Regions from separate parts of the Mus musculus genome. Here region 2 is linked to region 1. A link is a loop called in an ENCODE intact Hi-C map of the cell type or tissue named here. Cell type or tissue: heart. All regions are shown on one strand. Each heading gives the region's core, and the rest is flanking DNA. Links, peaks and the distances in the headings are about the cores only.

Evidence for each region. Peaks named below come from ENCODE experiments on the same cell type or tissue, not always from the same donor. Only the 100,000 strongest peaks of a DNase experiment are listed, where the experiment ranks them.
Region 2: a loop joins it to region 1, with 3 times the contacts of the local background. A loop is called at or near these places in 5 of 42 quality-filtered maps.

What each region holds. Positions count from the first base shown.
Region 1 is chr7:96,966,710-96,974,709 of GRCm38, forward strand. Nars2 (asparaginyl-tRNA synthetase 2 (mitochondrial)(putative)) reads left to right here. Exons shown (of 14, transcript NM_153591.4): 5 at 6,773-6,853. Among named protein-coding and RNA genes, the nearest start is that of Nars2, 19 kb to the left of the region's middle. In heart, for the core only: a CTCF peak has its summit at 3,882 (motif pointing right); no DNase peak of the experiment used is centred there.
Region 2 is chr7:97,350,379-97,363,679 of GRCm38, forward strand. No RefSeq gene overlaps it. Among named protein-coding and RNA genes, the nearest start is that of Alg8, 15 kb to the right of the region's middle. In heart, for the core only: no CTCF peak of the experiment used is centred there; DNase peaks (open chromatin) are centred at 4,903 and 6,593; H3K27ac peaks cover 427 bases.

The DNA of each region.
Region 1 (8,000 bases), core at 1-8,000:
CTGTTGAAGCTTGTTTTGTGACCAATTATATGGTCAGTTTTGGAGAAGGTACCATGAAGTGCTGAGAAGAAGGTATATTCTTTTGATTTAGGGTGAAATGTTATGTAGATATTGTTATGTTCTGTAGATATTGTTATTCCCAGCTCGTGGGATTCCCAGAAGAACTCTAAGAACTGCTGACCTGATGTAGTGAAACAAAAGAGCCTTTTTATTCCAGTCAGACTCGGATTGCAAACCTTCCTACTGCCCAGGATAGGAGTGCAACCCTATGTCTAGGGCCTTGCTGATTTTATACAGGCATAAACAGGGATTCTTAGTCTTCGGGATGAAGGGGCTATGGGGGAGGTGACAAGGGAAGTTATCCTTCAAACATGATTGTTCAGGCAGGGGGGCAGGATCCTGCAACTGGGAAGGGGTACTCTTCTGACCTGGGAAGAGTCTTTAAGGTCCTATCAGGGAAGTAACTTTATGGTCCTATCAGGAACTAGTATGGTTTTGTTTTGTTTTGTTTTTGTTTTTTTACAAACTGGCCACAGCTGTCTGGAAACGCTTAATTGCCCTCCTCTCATGGCCCAAATGTGAGGCACTTATTATCTCTTCAAGAATGCTTAGTCTTCAATTCTCCCAAGGACAGGCACCACCTGCACTGGGAAGTGCTAGCCCCTGCAACACTGGGCTGAGGGATGTTTATTCTTAAGCAGGCATCTGTCACTCCCAGGGGGGTTGTGTGTGGGGGTGTTCGTTAGGGAGTGCTACCATGAAAATGGGATAGCAATATTTCCGTGCCAGATTGGGCCCTCTCTGAAAAGCTGGGGAGGGGAGGGGGTGTTCTGTGAGAAAGGCTTCCTGCACCCCTTCAGCTATATCTGTTAAATCCATTTGGTTTATAACTTCGGTTAGTTTCACTGTGTCTCTGTTTAGTTTCTGTTTCCATGACTTGTCCATTGATGAGAGTGTTGCATGAGGTTCAATGTGTGCTTTGAGCTTTAGTAACATTTCTTTTTCAAATGTGGGTATTCTTGCATTTGTGGCATAGATATTCAGAATTGAGAGTTCATTTTGGTAGATTTTTCTTTTGATAAGTTGAAGTGTCCTTACTCATCTTTTTTGAAAACTTTTGGTTGAAAGTCGATTTTATCAATATTACAATGGCTACTCCAGCTTATTTCTTGGGACCATTTGCTTGGAAAATTTTTTCCAGCCCTTTACTTTGAGATAGTGTCTGTCTTTGTCACTGAAGTGTCCTGTATGCAACAAAATGCTGAGTTCTGTTTATGTATCCAGTCTGTTATTCTGTGTCTTTTTATTGGGGAATTGAGTCCATTGATATTATGAGATATTAAGGACCAGTGATTGTTGCTTCTTTGTTAGAGGTAGAATCATGTTTGTGTGGCTCTCTTCTTTTGGGTTTGTTGTGAGAAGATTAATTTCTTGCTTTTCCTTAGGTGTAGTTTCCCTCCTTTTGTTGGAATTTTCCTTCTATTTTGTAGGGCTGGGTAAGATACTATTTAAATTTTGTCACGGAATAGCTATGGTTTCTCCATCTATGGTAACTGAAATTTTTGCTGGGTATAGTAGTCTGGGCTAGCATTTGTGTTCTCTTAGGGTCTGTATAACATCTGTCCAGGCTCTTCTGGCTTTCATAGTCTCTGGTGAGAAGTCTGGTGTAATTCTGATGGGTCTGCCTTTATATGTTACTTGGCCTTTTTCCCTCACAGCTTTTAATACTTTCTCTTTGTTCGTGCATTTGGTGTTTTGATTATTATGTGATGAGAGGAATTTATTTTCTGGTCAGATCTATTTCTTGTATGTTCGTGGGCATCTCTTTCTTTAGGTTAGGGACGTTTTCTTCTATAATTATGTTGTAGATGTTTGCTTGCCCTTTGAGTTGGGGATCTTCACTCTCTTATACCTATTGTTCTTATTGTTTGGTCTTTTCATTGTGTCTTGGATCTCCTGATGTTTTTCATTAGAAGCTTTTTGCATTTTGTATTTTCTTTGACTGTTGTGTCAATGTTTTCCATGGTATCTTCTGCACCTGAGATTCTCTCTTCTATCTCTTGTATTCTGTTGGTGATGCTTGAATCTATGACTCCTGAAAATTTCTAGGTTTTCCATCTCCAGGGTTGTCTCCCTTTGTGATTTCTTTATTGTTTCTATTTCCATCTTTAGATCCTAGATTGTTTTGTTCAATTCCTTCACCTGTTTGGTTGTATTTTCCTGTATTTCTTTAAGGGATTTCTGTGTTTCCTCTTTAAGGGCTTCTAGCTGTTTACCTGCATTCTCCTGTATTTCTTTAAGGGTTTATGTCCTTCTTAAAGTCCTCTGTCATCATCATGAGATGGGATTTTTAGATTAGAATCTTGCTTTTCTGGTGTGTTGGGATATCTAGGGCTTGCTGTGGTGGGAGAACTGGCTTCTGATACTAAGTAGCATTGGTTTCTGTTGCTTGTGTTCTTGAGCTTGTCTCTCACCATCTGTTTATCTCTGATGTTAACTGGCTTTGCTGGCTCTGGCTGGAGCCTGTCCTGCCTGTGAGCCTGTAAGCCTGGGTGTGTCAGAGCTTCTGGGGGTCACGCTGTCTTGGGTGTGTTTGGGGTGTGGAGGGCTGTAGCACAGGGTCCACTCCTGGGCACAGATATAAATCTGTGCAGATGCAAATCAGAAGCTTCAAATACAGAACACAGGTTTAGTTTTAAAATTATGAACTTATATATGTTTAATGCCTCACCTATAAGTTAGTTTTGATTAATCTGTTGCATTTTTCCTCTTTGTATCCTTTTGATTTTCAGTTGCTACCAGATGATGTGGATTTTACCTTGTGAGTACAGGGTATTTATAAAGGTTCTCAGTTTGTGTTCTGGTATATCATTAAGTTACTTGAAAACTATTCAGTACTTTTGGTCTATCATGTCTAAAAGAGGGCTCAGTGTACTACTGATTATTTGTTATGGTCTAGGCCTCAACCTTCCTAAGGCTGTGACCCTATAATACAGTTCTGCATGTTGTGGTGACCCCCCCAATCATAAAATTATTTTTGTTTCTACTTCATAACTGTAATTTTGCTACTGTTGTGAATCATAATGCAAATATCTGTGTTTTTTGTGAAAGGGTCATTTGACTCCCAAAGTGGTTGCCCCACACTGATAGAGGCAAGCCTTCCTGATTATTCTATCTGGCTGTGTGAGCATCCAGCCAACAAGCAAATACTGGTCCCTGTCTCTGCCAATCTCTGTGGACTATTCTGTTCACAACTTTGCATAGTTTCTTCTGTCTTGTGCTAATCAGTTCTGTACCTGACACACCTGGGCAGCACTCTAGCCATCTGGTTCCCACATGTCTGAGATTCTGCCCTTTGAACTGCAGCCATTTTGTTTCTGCAGACTCTTGACAGTTCCTTGACAGTGTTCAGAGAAGAGGGTGGATCCAGTCTCCCACTTTGGTCATATTTGTGGGAGGACAGTGGTGAGCCAGTAGATAAAGCCTGTGCTATTTTCCTGTGTCAGTCTCGTTCTGCCTCACCAGGACACTTCTTGCTTCTTGGAAAGGTCCACTAGAGCTCATTTCTGGAAGACTACCAAAGAGCATCATAGCTTTAAGGCAAATAGTTTTGATTAAACAGAGGAAAGTAAATTATAAGTATGCAATTTTATCCCATTATACTTTAAAAGGGCCTATTTACATGTCATCTCCTAAATTTATTTATTCACCTTTTATATGACTTTTAATAGTACTTGACCCAGACAAATATAAAATCTCTCTAGAGCTAAAGAGAAAGGGTGGCGGCAGTGGTGGTGTGTGTGTGTGTGTGTGTCCCACACTTTAAATAACTGAGAAGAGACCTGCTTTAGAACAGTTTTATATAGTTTTGGCCACTAGATGGTGCTATTGACAAGCCATCAATCCACTGACAAGTAAACTTTACCTACTTTTGTATATTTCTTTATTATTTTGAGCTTTCATAAAATCTGAAAATAATTTAAAATATAGAGCAGACTATAAAAATCTGACATAAGAAAAACAATTAAATGGTTGGAAGTAATTTTAGCATTGTTAATAGTTATAAAGTCAAGACACTTAAATGCTGTAAATTTACCTTTTAGTTTTTAAAAAATATATATTTGATGTGTATGTGTGTTTTGCTTGTATGTATGTGTGTGCAGCGCATGCATTCTAAGGCCTCGAATGCCAGGATGTGGCTTGAGGCCCCCAGGAACCAGAGTGAAGAAAGGGATGTTGGTGAGCACCATGTAGGTGTAGTGACTCGAACCCAGGTCCTCTGGAAGAACAAGCATGCTCTTAGCACTGGCCAAACCATCTCCCCAGCTTCTCACTTTAAAGTTTTTAATTATATTAAAAACATATAATCCTAATGTTTCATTTTGTGGTGTCTGCTTGTGTACATGACACTTTGAAATGTATATTTTCAAGAAGTCACTAGAGCCAGAGTGTGTTGGTTCATGGCTGTAATCTCAAGTACTAAGGACACTGAGGCAGGCTTGCCAGAAGTTGTGGTTAGTAATTATCACTTCAACCAGGGCTGCATAGTAAGATTATGTCTCAGAAACCCACAAAAAGGGCCATTGTTGTACTTATTAATAATGGTTGCATATTACCTAGTATTTGATATTGTTTCTTTGATTTATTACTGTAAGCTTATAAAAGATGTTAAAATTTCATAAATTCCAGACCTATCAAATTTGTTAATATAGTAAAAACTGGGGATTTGAATCTTATTCTAAGCTAGGATTCTGTAACCATCTAAGTCATTCTTTGGTTTGAATATCAAAAATGATTTTGTGCAGACTGGGGCTGCGGTCCGGCTGCCCCTGTCCTGGGAAGGCCTCAGTCACTGGCTCAGTCAAGGCGGACACTGCGCATCCACCTCCCCTTGCGCTCACTCTTCGTCGGATCTGCCTTTCTCGCCCACTGTCTTCCTCAGACTTCGCTTGTGCTGCTTGTACTGCCCTAACTTTGGGTTTGCCCTGTTATAGCGTTGGTAATGGATTTGGTGAGCTTTGCTGGCAGCATTAAAACTTGCAAACTGATGGCCTCCTGGAGCAGCTTGACGCCCGTGTTCTGTCAGCTCCGTGTTGTTTACCTCGCATCTGCTGCTGCTTCACACGGCAGCTCCCCAGCGCTGGAGCTGGCAACTGTAGTCGGCCGGCCGTTACGTTTCTTCTCCCACCCTCGTTTCCTTTGGATTTTTCACTTCCTTTCTTTGTTTACTGTGCTCATGCTCAGAGTTGCCTGCACTCACATGGAATAAATGATTCATGTCCATAATTCTTGGTTCATAAGAAATACAGTTTTTATGCAATAATCGTATTGATTGTGTTTCATTGATCCTTTCTAGTGTGCTGTGTGCGGCACCTTTAAGCACGCTGCTTTTAGGTTAAGTGCATATTTGAATAATTTCTGGAAGCCGTAATTTATATCTTGAATGTTTAACCAGTCCATATCTATGTAAGTTGTTGGTTAAATAATTTCTTTTGTGGTCAGAACTCTTGAATTCAGAGAGGGTCATACTTGGAAGGTCTTCCTCTGATTATGCCTAAAGATGTTTTTACGTTCTACTCAAGATAGGCAGAACCTGGCAAGGATGCAGATGCATGAATTTATTGTATTGATTTCAAGGCTGAAGTTCTGCATTAAGTAGATAGCATTCTGCCTGTATACTGTAAAGTTTCTTTTGGCTGTCTGCACTTCCATCCTGCCACATCCATTCTGAATGTAACCTTTTGCCTGCATGCATAGTCAGAATGAGAGAAGCATAACCTTGAAGGTGATGGGTTATTTCAATCCTGCTAGCAACAGCGTTTGTGGTTCACTAATGGAAATAGTCGCAGACTTTTGATCGGAAGGACTGCAGTTGGGCGCCTCTGTGATGGATGGGCTTGCTCCCCTCACAATGTTCTATAGGCAGGGGAAGTACGATCACTGCCTGTGTCATGTGCAGTATGCACTGTACCATCGATTCAGTGACAGAGACTTGTTAGACCTTCCTCCCTCTTCCTCTTTAGTCCCTTTTTATCAGCCGTTATCTTCTCCTTCTTGATGGCTCCTTACTGCTGAGGCTTCATTTCAAGATAACTTCATATTGTTCATTGGCATTCTGTTAGCAGTGTGGGCAATGCCATTCCACAATAGCCTTGGATGAAAGATTATCCTCATTATGTCAGGACTGAGCAGGAGAAATAGCATTAGAGAGAGACAGACAGACAGACAGGCACAGAGACAGACACAAAGAGGGAGGGAGGGAGGGAGGGAGGGAGGGAGGGAGAGAGAGAGAGAGAGATCATCGCTAAAGAGCCTGTGCTCTACCCCTGGCCTAGCTACTGACTAGTTGCCTAACTTGGAAATTCAGGAGATCTCTCTAGAATAGGGATTGCTTATTTTTGAAATTAAGTAGTTAGACAAGGTACATCTAAGTCTGTTATATATTTGAAGTTTTTGTATGCTTCTAAGTATAATTAAGCATTCAACTCTCCAAGTATGATAATGAATGCATATAAACCCAGCACAAGAGGCTGAGAGACAGGAGGATCAAGAATTCAAGGCCAGCCTGTCGCATTCCATAGCAAACCCCTCTCAAACACCCATAAACAAAAAAAACCCCACTTGCCTGATCTTTGAACCGTGTTGTATTTGGAGAGTTGTGGAGAGCTGCATGACAGCAGGATGTTGGTGCCATTTTAATAGTAAAACACAGCATTGGGTCTTGGGGTTCTTTCACATACAGATGTACTGAAGAGTTCTCCTTCTCTTCCAGGACAATGGCTTTGTGCACATTCATACCCCAGTACTCACATCCAACGACTGTGAGGGGGCCGGAGAGCTTTTTCAAGTGGAGGTAAGCTGTATTCCCCTCTTACCGCTGCTTAATATTTTTCTTTAAGGATTTACTTTAAATTTAATAATGGTTATGTGGACTGAAGATCATGGCTAGCACCTGAAGCTTTCAGTAGTAATCCTTGAACAACATTCACACAGCTCCCGTCTCCTGTTATTCCACTGGAGCTAGAAGGGGTGAATTTTTAACTTAGCATTCTGTTTGCTTTTTCATGGAGTATATATGTCAATGAAATCAGAAAGGGAGGAGTATTTAGAGTCAGGAAGGGAACCAGGGAGGCAGGACAGGAGAATGACAGGAAGAAGGGTTGTAAATAAGAACAAAACATTATAATATATGCATATCTATAAAATGTCACAATGAAGCCCATTTCTTTGTATGCCAATCAAAAAAATGAAAAAGTAGAGTAAAAATCAAAGTAGATTAGAAAAATAAAAAAGAGTACAAAAGTATGCATATAAAGAAAGATTTTTCCAAAATTGTAAAAGAATACATTTTTTTCATAAGATTCACCTCCTAAAATAGGTTTTTTCTCTGTTCAACTTTATTTTAGTTTTGAGCATATTTTTCCAACATGTCTCCCACCCTCTTCTCTGTACCCTGGTTTCTCCCCTTTGTCCCCTATACAGTTTTGCTTCTGCTTTCAGGTCATATATACATACGTGTTTTATGTACTAATATAAAATCTAGAAATCAGTAATGAGATAAAATGTGATATTTGTCTAAGGTAGACTTAATGTCGTAGCCCTGCCTGCATCCATTTTTCTGCAGATAGCATCTTTGTTCTTTATGACTGAAAAAAAAAATTCCATTGTGTAGGCAGGGAAATTAGCTCCTTTGATAGAATACTTACCAAAGCCTTGGGTTCAAATCCTACTATCTCATGAACTAGATGTGGCAATGAATATTTGTAATTCCAGCACTGGTGAGATGGAAGTGATGGGATCGGAAGTTCAAGGTGATCTTCAGCTCTAAAGCAAGTTCAAAAGTAGTCAGGCTACATAAAACTTGTCTTTAAAAGACTCCCGTTGTGCATAAGTACCGTACTTTTGATGATGAACCCTTAGGTGGTTTTATTACTTAGCTATTATGAATAGCATTGTAATAAACATTAGTGTGCAAGAATTTCTTTGAAGTCTTTCAGGTA
Region 2 (13,301 bases), core at 3,230-11,229, 390 kb after region 1:
AGAGTTGGTTGGAATTCTAGCTGGTCCTGGAACACAGCTCAACTGATGCTCTTTTCAGAAGGTAATCATGGTGGACCACTGCACAGGCAGAGTGTAGCTGACAAGCCTGGAAATGAGCTTCACATACAAGCTGCGGGGAAGAGGTCAGCCCTTCCCACAAAGAGCTCGAGGGGTGGTAGAGAGTGGGTTAGCCATTGAGTATGCTAGGGCTGCACTGAAGGTAGGAGGCAGGGAAGTGTGTGAGGATGGGTGGCTCTTCCACATAGCCACTGCCCAGGGGGGGGAAGGGAGGCGGGGGGGGGGAGGGAGGGGGGAGGTGATGGAGACATCGGTGAAGTCAACACAGTGTCTCCAGGCCTCACACCTGACAGGTGAGTTCAGCCATCTGCCTAACAGAAATGTAAGAGGAACAAGGAGCAGTGTGAATGGTGCTGGTGCGGTGCGGTGCGGTGCGGTGCGGTGCGGTGCGGTGCGGTGCGGTGCGGTGCGGTGCGGTGCGAGAGTGGAGCAGGGCTGGGCTCTTCTGAGCCCCTCACTCCCAGAGGGAGCCGGCTGTGCTCAATCCAGCTTTACCCTTGCTGAGGCTTGCCAGCTCTCTGCTCCTGGCCTAGGTTGTTCCCACACATGCAGCAATCAGAAAAGATGCCAGTGGGAGCACCAAAGCACCTGGATGACCAACCACTGCATGAGGCCTGCCCCCAGCCGGGTCCCTGCATGCTTGAAGACAGCAGTGGCTGCCTCCTTAGGTACCATTCTCTGGCCTGACACCCACAGGACCACCAAATGATCCTCCTATTGCTGTGGAGGCCAAGCCTCGTGATCCTATTTTGCCGTTGGGTCCTGTATTAGTCAGGGTTCTCTAGAGACACAGAACTTACGGAATGTCTCTTGCTTACACCACAGTGTTCCACCTCGGTGCAGCCACCCCCAGCTTGTTTTATTAGCCACTAAATGGGCTGGAGAGTAGCATTTATTAGAATTCACCCAATTTCAGCTTCCTCTTATGAATTATTCCCAACAGGCTGTGTGAATGGTGGATTAGCCAAGGTCAGCTTGTGGGTAGTCTCTTCACAATGACCATCTGGGAAGCCTAGGTCCCCAGGGCCTCAGGCCTGGTGGCAGTGATTGGCAGGGAAATGTGGCCCTCTGGTCATTTCCCAAAAGAAAAAGAAGGGAGGGAGAGGGAGAGGGATTGAAAACAGAGCTATCAAAGGATGGTAGTCAGGTCCTAAAGATCCTAGCTTTAACCACTCCATCTGCCCAGACAGCTGGGTACCCTCAGTCTACTTCAGAACCTTTGGGACAGTGTACGACAGGCCAAGAGTAGAAGTCTGGTGGCACTGAGGAGAAAGATTGGCCAGTCAACGCCAGAGGCTCACTGAGCACCCACAGCTCCCAGGTCCCACCTGACCCAAAGGCTGACTGGATGGACTTTGAGGGAGGTGCTGTCAGCCAATCACATGGGTAACAAATCTGAACCACGGGTGTCTGACTCGCATCCCTGCTGCCAATATTCCCACAGCATTTCTAAGCTTCTCTTACCATTTTCCAATTCTCTGGCAGGCTAGAGTATTCCAAGACACTCTCCTCTATGCCAGGTGCCCTCAGCCTGCCAAGGCCTAGGTTCCCTTTTACTAGGAGCTGGACATAGGCCTAGTTAAGCCACATTTGAAATCCTCTGGGAATCCATGCAGCTAAAGAACAAAGGGTGTGTGCTCTCTCCCAGACCCTAGTGTTGTGTTGAATTTATGTAATAAACACCCTTCGCTACCTCCAAGCGTCTTCATATCCAGTTTCCTCCTGAGGCGTGGGACACGGTGTGCTAGCTCACACTTCTGCCTGGGCTGCCCCTCTACCTCCTTGTCTTCCCAGCAAGCCTCTACTCGTCCCTAGCACTCTGCATAGGCTCTGCTTTCTTCACCAGATGAGTCCTGACCCTCTTGAGCCCCCCTGGACCTCAGGGGGATGTTTATCATTGTTGTTCACCCAACGTGTTAATGATAAACCATCAACAGCCACATCTCTGGGGCAAAGTTGGTAGCCTGCACCAGTCGCCATGGCACAAATGCGCTCGAGTGATTAATTTCAAGCCACCAATGTGGTATCACTGCAAAGGAGAGAAGAGAGGCTCACAGAGTTCGGGAGCCCAGAGTAAGATGTCCCCATCTGCCGGGCAGTAGTGGTGCACACCTTTAATCCTAGCACTTGGGAGGCAGAGGCAAGCGGGTTTCTGAGTTCAAGGCCAGCCTGGTCTACAGAGTGAGTTCCAGGACAGCCAGGGCTACACAGAGAAACCCTGTCTCAAAAAAAAAAAAAAAAAAAAGATGTCTCCATCTCTGCCACTCTTTCTTGTAAGTGAAGGAGCTCTGCCTTGCTGTTTAGACGGAAAGTCCACTGGAACTTTTTCTTGTAGCACAGGGACATCAACCAGTCACAGCCCTATGCTGACTCATCTTGTGTCAGCTTGACACAGAGTCAGCAGAGAGGAGCGAGCCTCAACTGAGAAAATGCCTCCAGATCAGGCTGTATAGATTTGGGTGGGGGCGGGGTGGGGTGGGGGGAGTGCAGGGGTGAGGTTATGTTTCTCTGTTTAGCTTTGACTGTCCTGGAACTAGCTTTGTAGACCAGGCTGACCTTGAACTCAAAGATCCACCTGCCTCTGCCTCCCAAGTACTGAGATTAAAGGTGTGCGCCACCACTGCCCGGCTTTATAAGGCATTTCTTAATTAGTGATTGACTGGGGAGAGCCCAGCCCGTAGTGAATGGTACTGTCCCTGGGCTGGTGGTCTTGGCTTCTATAAAAAGCAGGCTAAGCAAGTTAGTAAGCAACTCTCCTCCACGGCCTCTGTGTCAGTTCCTGTCTTCGGGTTCCTGACATTTGAGTTCCTGTCCTGACTTCTTTTGTTGATGAACAGCAATATGGACGTATGAGCTGAACAAGCCCTTTCCTTCCCAAGTGCTTTTGGTTACTGTATTTCATTGCAGCAATAGTAACCCTAACTAAAACAAGCTCTTTCCAGGCAGAAGTCAGCTTTCTACGGTAAGACCTTTGAAAAGGTGGTTGGGTCATGGGTAGAAACTCATAATTGGATGAGTGACCTTCTAAGGGAGGCTGGAGAGGACGCCCTTGCCCTTTCTACCTCATGAGAGCACAGTGAAAAGATGGCCGTGTATCAGCCAGGGAGGGAACAGCAATACCTCGGATGATAAATGGTCCACAAAAGTCCACGGATGAAAGGCTTGCTTCCCAGGAGCCTTTGAGAGGTGAGTGGTGGGAGGTTCTTAGCTCACTGAAAGGAATTGTGGGTTTGTGTCTCTCTATCTGCCTGCCTGCCTTTCTTCCTGACTTGAGATGTAACTTCTTCTAACACGTACTCCTCCCATGATGTATTACCCTCACCACAGGCCCCACTCAAAAGGAAACTTTTTTTTGAGACAAGTTAGCTATGTAGCCCAGGTTGGCCTCTCAATGCAAGCCTAGACTTGCCCCCAAGTGACAATCCTTCCTTAGCATCCTAAGTGCTAGGACTACACACGTGGATCACCATATCCAATCTAAGGAAACTTGATAGTTACTGGGAATTGAACCCGGGGCTTTGTGCTTGCTAGGTAACCACTAGGTTTTATCCCTGACTACAAAAACCAAATCTCTCTTTATTTCATAAGAACCTATATCAGATACTTTTTATAGTCACGGAAAGCTGATTTAATGCATAGTTTTTCGATGGATACGTAATGTACCTCAATCTTAGACTTAATGGCCTCTAAAACTATGAGGGAAAAAGTTGTATCCTTTAGGGTCTGTTTCAGAGCCAGGATACTCACCAAACTATGTACAAAGCCCTAGGTCCTATCCTCAGCACTGAAACAAGGCTTTCTCCTATTGGTTATAAACCTTTCTGTTTATTATGTTCCCCCCACCCAAACTATGACATCTGCAAACTCTGCTAAACAACAAACATATCCCATAGATGTGATCTGTGAGATCATAAAACCCATATAGCCACATTTGGGAAGGCTGGTGGGAAAGAGAGGCGGGCTCCATGTAGCATGGACCTACCTCAAAAGCAGACTGGCCAGCCTGGTGATGCTTCCAGAGACATATCACCTCGCTCTTTACAACCAAATTTACCTCTCTGCCCTCATTTAACCTCTGAAGAGAAGCTGCTGTAGCTGCACCTGGTTTCATAGATGAAGACACTGGGGTGCAAGCAGGTGAAATGACTTGCCTGTGGTCACACTGAAGTACAGTGCCCTGCACATAATATGCTTTTAGCTAACATTACATTTAATTAAGTAGCATTTAAGTGGCCTAGTTGGGGGAAAAAAAATCTTCCTAGGAACTGATCAGACTGAGTCCCCTTTCAAAGTTATATCCATTCAACTGTGAAGCCAAGGACAGAATAGGATGCCCAGTGCCAAGGCTCACAATCAGACTTTCCTTTTGCAAATGACTTTGAGTGAATCTCTTCACTGTCCTGGGCCTGAAAGCTTCCTCAGCAAAATGCAACATAGCAGCTATTCTATCTACGAGCTAGAAGTCTTTTTCTAGCCAGAGCTGGATGGTAAGATCACCTTCCTACCATAGAAACATCCCAGCAGAGCTCAGAAAAAGCCATGTTTGGTTTCAGGCATCTGTCAGGCAGAGGACTGGACTCTTGTGTTTCCAGTCAGCCTTTCATCTTGTGTCATGAACGTGTAACCAAGATGCTAAGTTGATGAGCCATCATAAGACTATTTTACACTGTGTTTCCCAGTGTGGACTGGATTGCACTAAGTGCTATAGGGATAAGTGGCCAGGCAAAGTGAAGTCACTCAAAGAGTAGGTCACACCAGGAGCCCTCGAGAAGCTTTTGTGAGGGTGTGGCTCATGGTGTCGCTGCCTCCTTGACAGGAAGCCAGAGTAGACAAGCAACGCTCCCAGACCCAACTTTGCTGAGGAAGACAACAGGCTCATTTTTAATCAGCTGGTGACAGAAAGCAGAACCTTCAGGGACTTTCCAGAATGTCACATTTGTTGGCTACTTTTGGCACAGAATCAAAAACACTAAGTTGAAAGCAAGCTTGGGACAGGCCACTTAAGATGGAGAGGAAAGAGATCTGCTGTAAAAGTCCAACAGAGAAAGTTTGGATCCTGGCTCTGCCGCGCACCTTGAAACAGCAGCACTGTCCTGTTCAGTCTCGATGGCGGTGTGTAGAAATGGACATGAAAATGCCTGCAGTCGGGAAGATGACCAGCTGAGGCCAGCCTGTGCTGCCACAGAGAGTGCGACTGCCTCCTGCCTGCATTCTTTGTTTTTCTCTCCAGGCAGCTGTAGCCATGGGAGGTCCTCAGCTCGGTAAATTTCGCAAGGCCAGACTCCAGGGCCCCTGACGCCTCTCCTCTCTTACCCACTATGCTGTACATAAAAGCTTCTCTTCATACTTGGAAGCCTTTCTCCTTTCAACCCCTTGGTCAGTGAGTAGTAGCTCTGAAACAAGAACTCAAAGCCATAGGTTCATTTCCTAGGACCCACCAAAACTCAAGTGGGACATAAGCAGTGCTTAGATTTCCCTAACAGCCAGATTTGGATAGTTCTGCCAGTGATTGCCAGCCTGACCCTACACCTTCTACTCCTTTGCAGAAACCTGATATTGAATATCAGCCAGACTCTTAGGCTCCACCCAAATACCCACACCGCTCCTTCTTAAGTAGATCTTGCTGCCAAGAGCCAGAAAACTAGACATACTATCTCTCATCGATCAATACATATATTTGTCTCAAATTCCAGTATCAATAAAATCAGGATAAAACTTAACAATTAAGAGTCTAATTATCAGCTTCTATTCCTATGTGATAGAACATAAAATCAGCTTGTGTCTTGCCGTTGTCATAGGTGAAGTAAAATCCGTCGTGGCCTAGCTAAAACCCTCACTGTGAGTCTGTGCAGTTCCCTGCACTGTTTAGGCTCACTTCTTCCTGAGTTTACCATCTTATCGCCACCCATTCTCCCACCTAGGCCATGAAGCTGGCCATCAGCCAGCCAAGCAGAGAGGCCTTCAAAAAAATCAACCCTGCTGACACCTTGTTCAAGGGCCCCAAGACTCTGGAGAAATGAGGAAATCATCTGCCTTTGTTTAAGCTGTCCAGCCTTAATTACTTTGTCCTAGAAGCCCTGTGAGAGGAGAAGGAACTGGAAGGAGGCCAAGAGGGAGGGAGAATCTTGCACTCCCGTTTTCTGCGCTGCAAACCATGCCCAGGTCCCAGGACACAATGAGGCAGAGCAAGGGAAACCATACCTGGAGCTCCCATTGATACTCTAGAGGCTGCTAAAATCTGCATGCTTTCTGCTTTGCTTGAAAGATTTTTCTAGTTAGGCATGAGTCCTAGCACTTGGATCCCTGTGAGTTTGAGGCCAGCCTGATCTACATAGTGAGCTCCAGGATGGCCAGGGCTCCATAGAGAGACTCTGTCTTAAAAAGAAAAAATACATATAAATCCAGACAAGCCAGAAGAAAACTTCCTCTCCAACGGAAAGAGGAAGGAGGACCTGCTTGGTGAGTTCTGTCCAAGTTGAGTCAGTGCCCTGCTGGCCAGTCCCCAGCTAGAGTCTGGAGTGGTTTGTTCTCATGTGTTTGAGGACTGGGTCAGCAGAATACATCTCAGGATTGTTTGTCTGTTTGCCCTTGTTGCCTCATGACTCCAGACAAGAATGCCAAAACTCATTCTCCCACCAGCACGCGCCAAGAAGTCCTCTTAGGGATAAAATGCCAAGATTAATGTTAAAAGGCTCAAAGACTTTCCCAAATGTCCCATGCCCGTGAGCTGGTAGGAAAGCCAGCAAGGGGCAGGAGGCAAGAGTTCCAGGGCCCGGCCTTGGCTCTTTCTCTGACAGGCTGTGTAATGCAGATCTGTTGTTTTGCCTCTCTGGCCTTGTTTCTGTGTGAGGGAAGCAATGGGGCCAGATATATAAACAGGTCCTTCCCCATCCAAGCACAGTAATGAGTGCCAGGGAGACTGGGGCACGAGCCTAGGATATATTCAGTTTCAGAAAAATCATCGACCAAGGTGGGCAGCAACCAGTAAGGAAGCAAAGCAGGGAGAAGAGCAGCCCCCTTCCCTGGCTGGAGAGCTAGGCAGGGTCTGGAGGGGAGTATCTGAACTGAACTTTAAGGAAAGAGCAAAGTCAAGTTTACAACAGTTACAAAAGAGCAGTGCTGGAGGCAGAGAAGGGTCTGGGCATCTAGACACGGCTCTAGGATTTGCAAGTTATGTCGCTTCTGTGCCTGATTCCCTCATTCACTGGGTACTTAGCATATGAGAGGCCCTAATTCAATAATATTCAACATACACACACGCACAAACACATATGTTGCACTTATAACTCTGGAGAGTTTTGTGTGCTATGTTAATTCAGCCAGGCACACATCACTAAACTGGAGCCAGAGTCTCTCTCTAAGTAATTGCCTCCAACTGGGATGCTAAGGCATTTTTGAGTGAGGAAAGACAGCAAAGATTTTGGTGGACCCTGTCCATTCAGGTTTCTATCCTTCCTCATCGTGCAACCATTACATAGCAGAAAGAGGGCTTGCCCTGAGGAGCCTACATTCAAATGTGAGCAGATAAGCCCTCTGCTCCTCATAATTCAACACGACACAGCTGCCACCAGACTTCAGTCATCCACACACCACCTGCCCTGGGGGTCAGGGATGACTAAATGGAAAGTAACAAAGAGCCACATGAAGCCTGGGATGGTGGCACACACCTGTAATCCTGTCCCCGAGGAGGCAGGAGCAGGGTGGCAAGTTCAAGGCTGTCTTTCCCATGCCTCTTAAACTTCTACTATTTGACAGTTCCATGCATGTATACACTGAGTAGGAGCATTTTCACCCCCATGGCCCATCTCATTCCCCACTGCTCCTTCTTTCCCCCAGCAAGCCTCTCTGGCTTTGATGCCTTTTGTTGTTTTGGATCCACTAAGCTTAACTATGGTTGCTTGCATGTGCAGAAATGGGGCTCAGTTACTGAAATATGAGCAACTCATCAGAGGCAACTAAGGAAAGGACAGCCCGTCCCACCTAACTTTTTCACTATTAGCACAAATTTTAACCAGGTAGTTGACCAGACTCACCCCAAACATATATGCGTGCATTTGTGGTTATCAGATTCCTCTGCTTCCTCACAGCAAACTGGTCACATGACCGAAGGACGGTGTGGAGCTTTCAAGATGGTTCAGCAGGTAAAGGCATTTGCTGCCAAGCCTGATGACTTGAGTTCTATTTCTGGTATCCACATGGGTAGAAGAAGAGAACTGTCTCTAGCAAATTGTCCTTTGATCTCCACACATTTGTTATAGCATATATACACACACACACACACAAACACAAATTCACAAATACATACTCACTCACATGATAGATGGATGGATGGATGGATGGATGGATGGATGGATGGATGGATAGATAGATAGATAGATAGATAGATAGATAGATAGATAGATAGATAGATAGATAGATGGATGTGAAACTTTTCTGGGAAATGTCTCTATTGTGAAGGAATATGACTTTCTTTCTATACCTCCCTTTCTTCTGCTACCTGAAATGTCAGGTGTATGTAGTAGCAGTCATCAGAGACCACACTATGAAGACTGCAGCCCCAGGATGATGGGCGACAACAGAAGAGCAACCTGGTTTTGATATCATGGCATGCTGGGCCATGGGCTACATTTACACTTCCATCTATGAAAGAGACTAAATACTGTCTTAGTAGATTTTGACTGCTATATAATAAAAATAGCATAAGTTAGATAACTTAAGAAATACACACATATTTCTCATAGTTCTGGAGGTTGAGAAGTCTAAGATCCAGGTACTGACCACACCAGGTGTGGTGTTTAGTGAGGCCCCACTTCTGGGTTTGCAAACACCACCATTCCACTAATCGTATCCCATGAGGAGTTCTACTCTCATGGCTTACTCGCCTCCCAAAGGCTTATTTCCAAATACAATAAGCATGGGAGTAGATTAAGGTCTTTTTTTTTTTATGGTTTTAGAGCTTTATTATGGAAAGGCAGGGGGAAAAGAAAAGGTAAGGGAGAGAGAGAGAGAGAGAGAGAGAGAGAGAGAGAGAGAGAGAGAGAGAGGAGAGAGAGACCAGCCATGGCCAAGAGGAGAGAAGGTGGAAAAGGAGAGAGAGAGAGAAGAAAAGTTAGAGAGTCAAGAGGGAAAGAGAAGAAGAGAGTAAGAGGAGAGAAGAGGAGGAAGCGAGGAGAGGAGGAATCGAGGAGAGGAGAGGAGAGGAGAGGAGAGGAGAGGAGAGGAGAGGAGAGGAGAGGAGAGGAGAGGAGAGGAGAGGAGAGAAGAGGAGAGATTAAGGTCTTAATGTGAATATTGGTCTGGGATGAAAACTCTCAGTCCATAGCTTCATGGTAATAAAGGGCTAGGGGTAGACCCTGGAAGACTGTGTCAAGTTACAGGAGGTGGCTGGGGAGGGTATATTTGAGACATAGACAGTTTTATTAAAATTCTAGCATTCAAAAGTCTAAAGCAGGAGAAGGCCATTCTGGTCTTCAATAATGACTTCAAGGCTAGCCAGCCTGAGCTACAAAGTGAGACCTGATAATAATAATAATAATAATGATAATAATAATAATAACAATAACAATAATAAGACAACAACTAAGAAGAAGGAAAGGAAAAGGAGAAATAAATAATAAACACCACCAACTGCGGTGGGAGATGGTCAGAGCTTGCTCCTCTGGTTTCAAAAAGTGTGAAATCTAGAACCAAGTACAATACATGGCTCCTTCTGAAGACTGGGGTTCAAGTCTTCTTGAAAGAGATTCATGTTAAGGAAAGTGTTTTTATTGCACAGGAATTGCTGCTGTGCCACACCCCACACTTCAGTTTAACCATAAATGCCCGAGCCATTGTCAGTACCACTTGAGCCAGTACTCCTGGTCACTCTTCACAGTGGGGTAAGTGCCACCTTTCACCCCTGACGTTCTTCTGCATTGTCTTGCTCCAAAGACTCTGGCGCTGTGTGCGGTCTGGGGCAAGGGAAGTGAGTCCTTTGTACACAAACTTCATTCATTCCAATGTGTCGAGCCATCTTGATTCTTCAAAACCTAGCTCAGTCAGTCAGTTCCTTCTCCAAACACTTTTCCCCTTACATCCCTTCCTGGGTCCCTCTTGTTTATTAATTATTATTAATAGTAATGACATTAGGCCATTGTAAAGAGCAACACATCTTGCTAAGTCATATACAAACATAATTATCCAATTGACTCTTACAATGACCTTCTAAGACAGGTGCTATAACAAACAATGTATGGCTGAGAAAGCTGAAGCAAAGAAAGGGGATATCTGAGACATAGATTCCTTAAAATATATCACACGCCAAGGTCAGAGATCTGGTGAGTGACCAAATCGGGATCTGCACTATGCGTAGCCCTAGCGTTATCTATGGAGACACTGCCAGGATCCTTCCTGGAGGGACCCTGAGTGTCCTGGGACCATCAGGAGTGGCGAAGGGCCATGGCTTCTCACTGTCTCTCTAGGAAGCACCACCAAAGCCATTGCTACTGGCTTCTCTTCTAAATGCAAGTCCTCCTCCAACCCAGCTTTTATGTGTCTTTAGAATTTCTGGACTTGGCTTCTGAATAATCTTTGCAGGAGCAAGTCAGCAATTTGTGGTTTCCCGGCAAGGGCTCTGTGCTCCATTATAGAACTTGGCTTGTTTGCATTTCCATTATGAGGCAGGGCACCAGCCTGGGTCTCAATTACCCAGGCAACCTGAAGCTATTCTGGTTGAGTCCTGTGGTCAGTCACCTGCCCCGAGCCCTCTGAGTACAACCCACAGGATAGGACAGAAGATCCAGCCCCACTATCAGAAAGATAAAACCCAAGCAAATCTGTGATTCTTACTCAGAAAAAAACGACTGTTATGGTGGAGGTGTTTCATGTGTTCTTTTGGTAGTTAGAAGGTAGTAAACAAATAGGTTAAATCCAAAGTGGCAGTGTGGTCGGGTGAAGCAAGCACTCACACTGTCAGTACCGGCAGGCAGCAAACTAATGCCATCTCTGGGAAAAACAAACGGTACTGTTTCTTTTCCAACTGTGCAGACCCTCTAATGCAACACTTGCACTTGATAGGAATTCATCTTACAGATATCCTTGCATATTTGTGGTCTATGCACAAATATATTTGCTCTACTCACTTTTTTTAAGGTTTATGTATTATACATGCGGCATTATGCCTGCAGGTATACCTGCAGGCCAGAAGAGGGCACCAGATCTCATCAGAGAAGGTTATGCGCCACCATGTGGTTGCTGGAAATTGAACTCAGGACCTCTGGAAGAGCAGTCAGCGCTCTTAACCTCTGCACCATCTCTCCAGCCTCACTCTATTAGCTTTATTTCTTGTTTGTGCATACATGAACTTGTGTGTGTGTGTGTGTGTGTGTGTGTGTGTGTGTGTGTGTGTGTGTGTGTGTGTGTACACGAGTGTTTGGAGGCCAGAGGTCAACACTGGGTGTCTTCCTCAGTGGCACCTTCACATGTATTTATCTGCTTAATTATATTTGGGAGTGGTGAAATGGCTTAGCCACTAAGGGAACTTGCCAACAAACGTGGTAACCTGAGTTTGATCCTCAGAACCCATAGGCTATAAAAAGAGAACTGAATTCCACTGGTTGGCCTCTGAGTGTGGCATGCCTATGCACACAGACAGACAGAGAGACATACAGACATATAGGTAGATGATAGAGATAGATAAAGAAATATGTAAAATAATAAATAATAATAAATAAATAATAAATAAATAATAAAAATAAGATAAAGTAATTAAATAATTACTTTATCTTAAAATTTATTTATCTTAGTGCCTGTGAGTACCCCCAGCCCAGCCGTGGGGAAGGGGGTGTTTGGAGGAGGGAGCAGGGAAATGTGCTTGCTGCATAGGCCTGGCAACCTGAACTCAGATCTCTGGAGCCCGTATGAAAAAGCCAGATGCAGTAGTACACAACTGTAATCCCCAAGAAAACTCTCCCATGAAAAGAAAGCAAGAATTGACTCCTGAGGTGGTTCTCTGAATCCACACACACACAAAGATGAAGTAAGTAAATAATATTTTAAGAAATATATAAGAACCAGCAGATGGCTCAGCAGGTAAAAAAAAAATGGTGACAAAAGAACATACTTTATATTTGAAATTTAAGAGATCAAATTTTAGACATTCTGACTACATGAAATAAGTTTTAGCTTCATATCATCAGTCTACAATATATTCACATACCTCTCCAATATTTAAAATTATATGTTAATTAACATATTAATTGGGTGCACACCTGCAGTGTCAGTACCTGGGAGGCTCATATGGAAAGGCTGTAAGTTCAAGACCAGCCTAGACTGGAGATACAGCTCAGTTAATAGCATGCCTGCCTAGTATTCTGGAAGCCTTGGATTCAACCCCTACCACCAAATAAAGTGGGCATGGTGGTACTACCTTCAAGTCCAGCACTTGGGGAGTAAAGGCAGGAGGCTCTGAAGCTCACTACTGAGTCAATCCTTACAAAGCAAGCATTCAGCTCAGTGCATGGAGCACAGGTAAGGTACACATTTTTTTTGTTTGGTTGGTTTTTTTACTCTGGTTTTTTGAAACTGAACTTTAATCTGAAGCCCAGGCTAGCCTAGCATTTACTATGTAGCCTAGGCATGCCTTGAACTTGTGGCAGTCCTCCTGAGTCAGCCTCCTAAGTACCAGGATTGCATCCATGAGTCTCCATGCCCGTCAAGGTAAACATTGACATGGCTGTGTTTCCCAAAAATGTGCGGCCTATCGTGGAAGCAGAAACCTCAACAGAGGTCTAGTAAGAACTGTAGTTTGGATATGAAGAGGAGAAAAGAAGGGTTAGAAAATAAAGTAACAGAGCAACAGCTGGAGATTCTGAGGAAGCATGAGGCTAACAAGAATTCTGAGGGGGGTGAAGAGGGGGAAGGGAGAGGGAGAGGGAAGAGAGGGAGAGGGAGGAGAGGGAGAGGAGAGGGGGAGGGGAGGGGAGAGGGAGGGGGAGGGGGAGGGGAGAGGGGAGGGGAGATGGTCAAGTACTAATAGTAACAATAGCTAATGGTAACATGGTGCTATATGCTAGGAGATCCTGGGTGTTCCCATCTGTCTTAGTCAGGGTTTCTATTCCTGCACAAACATCATGACCAAGAAACAAGTTGGGGAGGAAAGGGTGTATTCGGCTTACACTTCCATACTGCTGTTCATCACTAAGGGAAGTCAGGACTGGAACTCAAGCAGGTCAGGAAGCAGGAGC